Linked DNA regions of Mus musculus: region 1 is linked to region 2. Evidence: chromatin loops called from intact Hi-C (ENCODE). Cell type or tissue: gastrocnemius. All regions are shown on one strand. Each heading gives the region's core, and the rest is flanking DNA. Links, peaks and the distances in the headings are about the cores only. Region 1 overlaps Gm20755 (predicted gene, 20755). Region 2 overlaps 4930556A17Rik (a long non-coding RNA gene).

Region 1 (5,377 bases), core at 270-5,269, 75 kb after region 2:
AACAAAAAATTAAAAGATTCCTGATAGGAAAGACTGAGTAGTGCTGATCAAACAATAAAAACATGTCTCAGGCTCATAGTCCAGACACTCAGGACTGATCAAACAACTACTCTCAGACATCTGAAAACTAGAGTCAGGGATATTTCATTCTGCATTCGGCCATCCTTCTGTGCTGAGTTTCCAGTTCAGGCTGTTGTAATTTCTTGGCTGTTGAGCTTTCTAGAAAGATTCTGAAGCCTACTGTGTATAAATGTTTTGCTTTCTACTTCCTGCATTCATAGACATGGCCTTTATATGGCTAACCACTGTTATGATAGCTATAAGAGCAGCCAATGCTGACCCCGGTCACACCGAGACACACACTGTGCAGGTTCTTCGGATAGATGAAGTCGTTGGCAGAGTCTCACTGTAGAAAATATACAACTATGAACTCACCAACAGGCAGTAGCTTTGTGATAAATAGAGACAACCATTTATCTTAGCGATGTTTTAAAGTTTCACTCAGTTACTGTTGTTTATAGTAACAAGTGATTCACAAGTTTCCTCCTGACATTAAAAATTAAATAGTCGATGAGATTTTTTGCGATGAGCCAGGCTTTCCACAGGTGTGTTCGATGTGTCTAAACCAGCACTGTGCGACATGGTAGCTATTGGCCACATAAAGGCCACTTGATACCGGAGCACGGGTGACGAGTGGAAGCCTAACACACTGAAATCAATTGAACTTTGTCGTTGAATGTGCATGAAAATGGTACCATTTTGGGCATTCTTCTAGCTGCTTTCTATTGCTGTGATGATTAAAACATCAAGATTAAAATATTCACCAGAAGCAAGTTGGGGAATAAAAGGTCTATGTGGCTTACATACCCCCATCATAATGCTGTCCAAAACCACCTGCCTGAGCTACCTGTAGTGGGCTGAGGACCTCCTATGTCAAGTATTAATCAAGACCTTGCCCCCAGAGACTTGTCTACAGGTTGATCTGATGGAAGCAATTCCTTGATTGGCATTCTCTCTTCCCAGATTACCTTAGCTTGTGTCAAGCTGACAAAACAAAACAAAACAAAACAAAACAAAACAAAACAAAACAAAACAAAACTCCAACATACTAGCATGGACATATTGAGTCAAATGAAATATAGCACCATTGACTTCACATTTCACTTTAAATTCTTTTAATTATTTATTTTATATGTGCATGTATGTGTGTATACCTGTGAACATGTGTATTTGTGGTAGGATGACAAGCAAAGACAATGAGTATCTATAGACACAACATTGGATACAAACGTTGAAGTGGCATAATGACATGTATTACTTTGTACCATTGATGAACGCGGATGTAAGGGTCAAGCTCTGTCTCATGGAGTTATTCTCTGGTAAACAGAAACAAACCCCAGATACATACTTAACTGAAGACTTGCAAATACCAAAGGGGTGAGGATGAAGTGACCTCATAGAGTGCTTCAGTTATTGTGGAGGTCACCTCAAATGAGGGTCACAGTGGAACACAGTCAACACAGGAAACAGTCAACCTGGAAAAGGATAAGAAGGCAGCCTTCTGGAAGAAGCAACACTGAAGTCTTCAGGAATGGAAATAACCAAGGTTGTGTGTGCAACAGAAAGAAGGCCATGGCACGTAGGAACAGTATCATTGGTGTGATGAGCTTAGGGCCCCATGTGGGGGTCTCATTTCCTAAGACACTGAGTGCTGCAGTCATTGGTTTTGATTTTTATCCTCCAAGAGGCAGTCTTGAACTATGTAGCAGAAAACTCTGCATAGGACAGAGGCCAACAGAACACTTGTCACACAAATGTGGACAGACAAATATAAGAGTTGGAAATAGGTCCAGGATCCATCCTTAAAAATAAGATCTGAGGGACTATGACTCTAAGAACTCCACCTTTTTCAGTTAGGGCCAGCATATGGCTAAATTAGGACATTTTGGTCCACTCAATTAGAATGCAAGGATTATTTGTCTAGTCCTAAGCGCTTCCTGCTTCACAGTTGGTCTCTCTTGTCTGTCACACATTACTTCACTCTCTGACCTTTAGTGTCTATGCTAAGCTGAAAGTTATTGTTCCTGGCCACTCACGCCTGGTTTCTAGTTTCTGCCAGATTAAAAGCAGTTTTTATACCCACTTGTAGAAGTTGTTTTTCCCATTGCTGTGACCAAATACCTGAAAAGAAGCAGCTGAAAGGACGGAGGGTTTATTTTGGCCTGAAGCTTAAGAAGGGATACAATCCATCCTTGTGGCACATGAGGTCACTTTATGTCTGTAGTCAGGAAGCAGAGGACTAACAGGAAGTAGGGCTTAGCTGTCAAACATCAAGCCCCACTTCTCCTGCAAGGCTCAACCTCCTAAAGGCTCCAAGATATTCCAAAACAGTGCCCCCATCTGGCGTCTCTGTACAAATGCATGGCCTATGGGGGGAAGTTATATTCAAACCCAATTATCAACCCACTTAACTTTCAAATTAAGATTATTTTTTTCTGATAAATTTGAAACTTTATTTTTCATAAATGGACATATTTTTATTCTGAGAAAAATAGATGGTCATTTATTAATTTTGTCATTTTCAAGGGTACTGAAAGATAAGTTATTCTCCCCCAGTGAAATGACCTAATTCTAGTCAGATCAGAGTATATAAAGGCATGTATATTGGGAAGCAGTTCTCAGGTGGGTCTACTGGTCCGAAAGAATGAGGGCATGGGGAGGGAGACAGACAAGAGAGAGGGAGAGAGAGAGAGAGAGAGAGAGAGAGAGAGAGAGAGAGAGAGAGAGAGAGAGAGAGAGAGAGAGAGAGAATGTGCACATGCAGTGAGAGAGAATGAAATGCAGAGAGAGAGAGAGGAAGAAGAAGAAGAAGAAGAAGAAGAAGAAGAAGAAGAAGAAGAAGAAGGAGAAGGAGAAGGAGAAGGAGAAGGAGAAGGAGAAGGAGAAGGAGAAGGAGAAGGAGAAGGAGAAGGAGAAGGAGAAGGAGAAGGAGAAGGAGAAGGAGAAGGAGAAGGAGAAGGAGAAGGAGAAGGAGAAGGAGAAGGAGAAGGAGAAGGAGAAGGAGAAGGAGAAGGAGAAGGAGAAGGAGAAGGAGAAAGAGAAGAAGAAGGAGAAGAAGAAGGAGAAGAAGAAGAAGAAGAAGGAGAAGAAGAAGGGAGAAGGGAGAAGGGAGAAGGGAGAAGGGAGAAGGGAGAAGGGAGAAGGGAGAAGGAGAAGGGGAGAAGAGAGACCAAAATGCAAAACGTCTGGATTATATAGGAAAGAGTTTCTGGGGGAAGGGCAGCCCAGCCCCTGGTTTGGAGAGTTCAGGATAGAGGGCAGGGTATGCCAGGCATGCCCTGTAACAAGTAGGCACAGAGGGATGCTGGGAGAACCTGGATGCTAGTTTCACTTTGGTATGCTAAATATGTACCTCAGCCCCTTGTCCCAGGTCTGAAATTAATCAGCAACTTACATGTATGATTTTATGACCCTAGCAGGCCCTATTCAGGGCCAGTGAAGACTGATTTCTGAGTGTCTGGGAAGCATCCTCCCGACAGGGTTTCTTCCAGGTTCACTAGTAGGCAGGCCACCCTGGATTGAGGAGGGAAAGACTGACAGAGTGAATGAATCACGAGGTTGATTCAGCAATTTGCAACATAGTAAGGGAGAGGGGACATGGCAGGTTGACATGGGCTAAACAGAGCAAGCAGCATGCAAGAGAAATGCTGCCTTAATCTGTGTTTGCACATGCAAGCCTCTCCTGCCCAACCATAATTTGGTAGCAAAATTTAAAAATGCCACGCGGTTAAACCAATGGCTCTCACGACTGTCCATGCCAATGTGCAGAAACTACACATGTGCAGTCTTACAGGGCAGAAGAGGAACTCAGTGTCACTGTGGAAAAGAGCATCGTCCAGATCCTCCCTGGGAGGTAATGTAACGTCACCAATCCTTAAAACTTGGACACTATCTCCTGGCTGCCTTCAGAGACAGAGATGGGGGGTGGGTGGATGATGAAAGAGATAAGATTGTGCTGATGTTGAAAATGAATCAAGGAGACTGCCCACTGAAGAATACTGGCAGCCTGGATAAGCCAAGAAAGGCAGGAAAATGGGGTCTACCCCTGCCCCTGGCTTGCAGGAAGAAATGCAGAGGAGCTGGAATCTTGATATCTGTCCAGTGAAGGTCATAGGAGATTTTAAATTTCTAGTGATGTAAGATGGAATATCTGTGTGGTTTTTGTTTGTTTGTTTGTTTTTAAGGCACCATGTGTTACTCTGGTAGGAATAAGGCAGTTATACCAGAAGTGACTCTCAGTGTTTGGTGAATGGTGGATACTCGTGCCGGCACATGCCTGTTTTCAGAAGAACACTGGCCTGGGGATGCTACCTCAGTTACAGTTCATTTTGCCACTATAGCTTTGTCTGCATTTTGCAAACAGAGCTTATCTGGGAAATGAACGGGCGTCTAAGATATAACAGCTATGAGCTGGGAAAGGCATGGGCCTAAAGAATATTTAACGTGTGCTTAGCCTTTCCATCTGTTCCTATCTAAAACTAAAGGCCTTGTTTGTTTTATTTTTAAAAGTTGATGGTAACTACCACAAACCGTTTATTAGATCTGTTTCCCATGTGTTACACTGGTTGAATCGCTGTAATCCTTGCTGTGTTCTGGGTACTTTGTCTCCACTCCTTAAACCCAGTCTTGTGCTTACATTCTCATTTTCATGCAGCCTGTGATGGGAAGCAAGCCCTTTGAGAGTCATCTGGTCACTGGGAGGAATCCCCAGGGGCTAGTTTAGTACCCTCATATAAGATGCCTCAGAGATGTCCTCTAGCCAGAAGCTTCCATATATGGACCAGACACCCAATGTACCCACAGCTTGATCTTGGATGCCATAGACTCCAGAATTCTAAGAACTTTTTCTAGTGCTCCTAAGCCATTCCATTTATGGTGATTTGATAGTATTCCTAATGGGGTAAGACAGTTATTTGTGGCTTTTATATTTTTTCATTTCTTCCTTCCTCCCTTGAATTATTATGGGTAGTACAGAATAGACTGATAATCCCCCAGGGAAGTTATTTGCACTGAAGCAAGGGGCAGCAGCTGTCAATGCTGCAGTTTACATCTAGAATGTTCCCAAGGGCCCCAGTTTGGTGCTACCAGGAGATGATGGGAACTTTGAAAAGCGGGTCCCAGAAGGAAGTCGTCTGCATATTTGGTCACTGGGCTGTGCTTCTCAGGGATTTAGTGGGGGCACTCCTTCTTTCCTTCTTGTCATGCGGTGAATGGCTTGGCCCCTCTGAGCTCTCCAAGACGAGGTGAGGTCTTGCCACTGGACTAGAAGCACTGGGGCTATCAACTATGAAATAAGACCTCTGACATTATGAGTTAA
Region 2 (5,377 bases), core at 309-5,308:
AACAGGGACCAACACTGCTGACCCTTCTGATAACCTTGGGTCCTTGTAAAAGTCCTTAGATTGGTCTATACTTCACTTTGCATAGCTAAACCAGGATGCTAGAATCTCAGTTTGTGGCCTTGGCTCCAACACCAGCATTGCAGAGAATGAAAGCAACAATACATACCTATAGTCCCAGAGCCTGGGAGGTGGAGGCCAGAAGATCAGAAATTCAAAGTTCTCGGCTATGTAACAAGTCGCGAGGCCAGCCTGGGATTCATGAGACCTTATCTCAGAACCACTGTTTCCCCCCCACAAACAGAAATTCTATTATGTATTAAACTCAGCAATCCATTTTTGGAGAATCATAAAATCATGGAACTGAGAAACAAATCCAATCCTTTGGTGGGAGTTCTGTCCCCACATGTTAAATGATTTTCTCAGAAGCACTGGTGACTGTGTGTAGATGAATGCTAATATACTTAGACTTGACAAAAGTCACTCGACTAGTGAGTCATACGCCAAAGACGTGAATACAAATATGCCATCGTCTCCAGATTTTGAGTAAGAAAAAATAACGATGTATTTTTAAATTATTTTGACAAAGACTCATAATAACAGACTAATAAAATGTTAGTTCACCAAGAGAGCCTAGAAACGACCTACTCCAAAGGCTTCATTTCCAGATGCAAAGGCTGACCTTCAACTGGCCACACCCAGACTCAGCCTTGTGGTTTCCACTTGACAACCCTCATCACAGACACCTTCACCCACTTTTGCATGAATTTTAAATATTGCTGTGTTTCAGACAGCATGGGAGAAAAGGGAGGGAGGAGGGGAGAGGGGAGAGGGGAGAGGGAGAGGATTATTAAAGGGGTGGGTTTACTTCCTTAACTAATAGTCTTCAGCTTTAAAGCCCGACTCTTTCTAACTGTTCTGTCATTCAAGGTAGTACTGAGTAGTACGGCAGTAAGAAAGAGGAGCCTGCTGAAGGGAGAGATCTCCAGGGCTTCCAGACTACATAGACCAACTGAAGCAGACATGACAGGAGAGTTAGTAATGTGAAGAAGAGGAAAAAGTCCTTTGTTTACTTTGTGGAATGATCTCGTATCGCTGGGTTGAGGTACTGTTCTTGAGGGGCAGAGGCCATGTTCATGTGTGACAGTCTCTTGGGTTGGGAGTATGGAAAAGATCCTTCTCTACTTAATACACTCTTAGGGTCTCTCTACTTCTCTCTCTCTCTCTCTCTCTCTCTCTCTCTCTCTCTCTCTCTCTCTCTCTCTCTGGTGATTTAGAAGGAGGACAGAAAAGATAAACAGATGAATACAGCGTAGACCAGGAAGCTTTGCTGATGACTTCTGCCAATAGTTATTAAGAAGTACACACAACAGAAGCCATTTTTGATCTGGTATGGTATACATGAGTGTGTGTGCACACAAGCAAGTATGTATGTGTGCACATAACAAACATTGTTTGACCATGAATGATCTTCCACGATGCTATCTCTTCACACTGACACACACTCTTCTGTAAGCTGTTGCCTTTTGTCCTCAGTAAGTTTTTAGTGAGCCTAGACTGTTGGGTTGGATCCCACTTAACCATTCAAAGGCTTTGTACTTAAGCTGATATTTTAAAAAAAAAAGTTTTCCGAGGACACTGTGGCGGCGGTGGGAATGCTGTGTTTCGCACACACTCTGGCTGTTTGCGTGAATGTTAATCCTGCAGATGGACGAGATCTCCCAGGGTTCCAGACTGGATGAAAGAACAGAGACACATGGCCAGAGAGTAAATAACAAAGCGAGGAAGAGGAAAAAGCACTTCGTTTTCTTCTGCCTGGAAAATAAATATGCAGACGTTTAAAAATCAATGACAGATGTAGACTATTTTTACAGTTAATAGCCATGGAGATAGTTGAGAAAACAAATAAACAAACAGAACCAAATTGCATCTGGAAACATTTTCAGTGGAGGCCCAGTGAAGATGGAGTTGGATGATACATCCGGAGAGGAGCTGGGCGAGAATAGCTCTGAAGCTCAGGAGGAGATATTTTTGTTTTGCTGCGTGCCCAGAGAGAAGAAATAAAAAGCTAGTGTGAAGGCTGATACATGAATCCCCTGGCTTGGTGCTCCATCATACACAGCCTCTATTTATAGGACCATGAAGTGGCCATGAATCCTGGAGAGCTCTAGTATAGCAGTTTCCGGGGAATGGAAGAAGGAAGGAGTTGTCTTTTGAGAACATGTGTCATAGATTGTAAGTATCATTTTAGTTCATATCCAGAAGTTAGACAAACGGCTACAGCTGGCTTCAAAAACACTAGGAGGTAAGAGTGTTTCAGATGGCCCAATTCCTGACTAAACTCCCATTACTGTAGAAAATCACAGACCAGGCAGGAACGACTATTGGGTTTCAACCACAGATGACTCTCACTCCTGTCTCCCTGAAGCCTTGTAAGTCTATAATTTTCAGTCCAGTACGAGCACGTCTTCAATGGAACCTATTCTTCAGACTCACTTCCGAGTTGCACAAACACCTCTTAGTGCCACGGTTGCGGGTGCGAACTAAGGATGTTGGGAGAAGAGGAAAGCCAAGTGGATTTGAACTTGGCTGGCTTCACTGAAGTGCCACAGTTACACTGTGTGATCTCACCAGGACCCATGTGTCTCACAGTGAGAAATTCACAGTTGCAAAACAAACTCCCTCTGGCACTGGAACTTAGGGAGTGGAGGCCAGATTAATTTCAAACTTCGAAACGCTTGGGACCACAGTCCCTGCTTCATGGTCTCCTGAGGTTTGCTCTTTCTGGAGTTTTAATAGGTGTCTTTAGCCCAGCAGGGGAGACTTGGCAAACCTGAGGCAGACTCCTTCCAGAAGCTTCCTGATCCTCTGGACAGGGGCCAAATTTGTCAGTGGGAAATAATCTTTAGAGGTATCATGAACTAAACTGTTTTGCCATGCTCTGAGCACTGGCTCTCAGTAATGAAAACGTAGGCTTGCAAACAGGGCATGGAACTGTCTCTCGAAATGGTTAGCAGGTGGCAGCGCCTGAGGCAAGACTTTGTGGAGCTCTTTAGAAACCTTCAGTGGACTTAGGCACACTGGGAAAAAGTGAGTCAAGACAGAGGCATGCCCGAGCTCTCATAGGAACGTGTTGAGGTAATTTCCCCCTGTGATCCTGTCTGTGTGGTTAAACAGGAGGCTGCATCTTGAGTTGCCTGTAGAGATGACACTTTTAACAGACACTCTTCAATCTAAATAGTCCTTACATTAGGGGTCTTTCCTGTTCTTCAATTACTGTTTCTAGACGCTTTAAACATGATCTATAGGTTTCACTGACAGAGGTGTGTGTGTGTGTGTGTGTGTGTGTGTGTGTGTGTGACCCAGGGTGGAAGCAGGAAAGATGGACAGGAACACACAGGACACAGGTCACCTCAACCCTGCTGCAGAACAGGATTGAAGTACGTGGGCAGACTTGTTCCTGCCTTTACCTCAAAGACATGCAGCCACTTTCTGTTTGGCTCAGGACTTGCACTGTGACCTAAGGTTGTCGTCAGGTCTTCTTGTACATGGGAGACTGGGAAGACAGTGTTAGCTCTAAGATGTTAAGCAGTTTTCTGAGGGTTGAAAAGTTTGCCCTTCTCTTGTTGTGCAAGCTCCATCCCTTGGCCTTAGCAGCTACAGCTGTTAAGTCACTTTCCAGAGCCCTAACTCTCCATGACTGTTTTACAGCCTAGGATGGAGGAAAAAGAGACAAGCAACTAAGGACAGCACAGTGCCTCCTAAATGTTCCCTCACTGAGAAGAAACCCTGAAAAACAAGGCCACAAGAAAGTCACTGTTTCTGGGGACTACCTGCTCTACAGGATGTGAGCAGGGGCATGTGGGTACCTCAGATGCACTCTCTCCTCTTGGTCCTCTTGGTCCATGGCTTTCTCAGCAGTGCAGGGCTCTGCTGTCTGCACGTTTTCAGTGGACAAGGCTCATCTGGTCCTTACTCTGTGACCAGTTGCAGCTGAGCCCAGCTGGCTACAGCTGTGTGGGAGCTGTCTGAGAATGCCACTAGTCATGGAAGGTGTTTAATATTTGTAAGGGGAGTAAAAGGCTTGGTGCCAGGCTCAGCTAGCCACTGGAGCTTTCTATCTGCAATCTGCTGGTCACTGAGGGTCACTTGTGTGGAGTCATAGTGAAAGAAGACCATGCCCTACCGTGATGTGGCTACAGCTGGGCCTTGGTCCCCCAGAGATGAATGTGTGAACCGTTCTCACGGAGGCTTGTCATGACTTCTCCTGAGAGCCATCTCAGTAAGGCCCTCAGCTCTTCATTTATTTTGGAGTAAATTGTGGACAGGTTAGATAATGTGATTGATTGTGAGAGTTGTCTCTTGGTAAGGAATACTCCTCCTTATGGTGTGTGTGTGTGTGTGTGTGTGTGTGTGTGTGTGTGTGTGTGTGTGTGTGTGTAACTCTCACTGTATTATGTCTCTGGAGCAGCCTGAGATCAGGAAGAAGTGAGATACTCAGGGAAAAGGGCACAGGTTGGCAGGAATGGCTGAAGGATGTTTGGCTGAAGATAGATGAAGGGGGGGAGGTTGGTTCATGATGTTCACGCTTGTGTGTGTGTGTGTGTGTGTGTGTGTTTGTGTGTGTGTGCGTGTGTGTTTGTAGGTCAGAAGAGTGGGTTATCTCCTTCCATCATGTAGATCCTGGGAATTAAATTCAGGCTGTCAGTCTTGGTGCTGGTGCAGTTACCCATAGAGTCATCGCCAACCCTATTGTAACAAGTGTGTTATGCTTAATCCTGATTACAGCCGTGCCTGACTTCTGTGGATCAAAGACCAGGAAATCTATTGCCACAAGACTTGAGAAACTGGGAAACAAATTACCGTTTGAACTTACAATGTTTAATTACACCAAGTTTATCACCAAACTTCATTTACATGCTTGGTGAACACAGTCCATGACCTCTGGTAACTGTTTAATAGTGGAGATCTAACTCTAACAGGTACCATTTATTACAGACAAACTATGTGCCTATTGCTGTTAGGCACACATGCTAGTGGCTTCTTTCAGTTGAACCTTTGTCTTATTAAAGGATGCTAAAAATGGCCTATTCATATAACATAAACAGGACCTTCTGTATGTTTCTACCTACTTATTAACTTCTCATAAAGTCTAATTTCCTGGCACATATTTCTCTTGAGATTTTATAAAATATGACTACTATGGGTCAAGCATTTTTTTCTTATGAAGCAGAGAGAAAAAATAAAATTAATATTGTCTTTCTTCTTTTCCTCTAGATGCAGCTGCAAAGAGTGAGTGAGACACATGCGCAGAGCCCTGGATGGAAGCATGTCAGCAGCTCAGGTCCCATCACCAAGGGGCCTGGCTTAATGTCACATT

What was found. Peaks named below come from ENCODE experiments on the same cell type or tissue, not always from the same donor. Only the 100,000 strongest peaks of a DNase experiment are listed, where the experiment ranks them.
Region 1: it touches region 2 in a loop (1.8-fold over the local background); 1 of 42 quality-filtered maps calls a loop at or near these places.

Annotation. Positions count from the first base shown.
Region 1 is chr3:37,917,609-37,922,985 of GRCm38, forward strand. All of the region lies in intron 1 of Gm20755 (predicted gene, 20755), which reads left to right. Among named protein-coding and RNA genes, the nearest start is that of Gm20755, 21 kb to the left of the region's middle. In gastrocnemius, for the core only: a CTCF peak has its summit at 2,400 (motif pointing left); no DNase peak of the experiment used is centred there; H3K27ac peaks cover 3,580 bases.
Region 2 is chr3:37,842,830-37,848,206 of GRCm38, forward strand. 4930556A17Rik (a long non-coding RNA gene) reads left to right here. Exons shown (of 3, transcript XR_880780.3): 3 at 5,275-5,377. Among named protein-coding and RNA genes, the nearest start is that of 4930556A17Rik, 17 kb to the left of the region's middle. In gastrocnemius, for the core only: no CTCF peak of the experiment used is centred there; a DNase peak (open chromatin) is centred at 2,857; H3K4me3 peaks cover 1,391 bases; H3K27ac peaks cover 4,463 bases.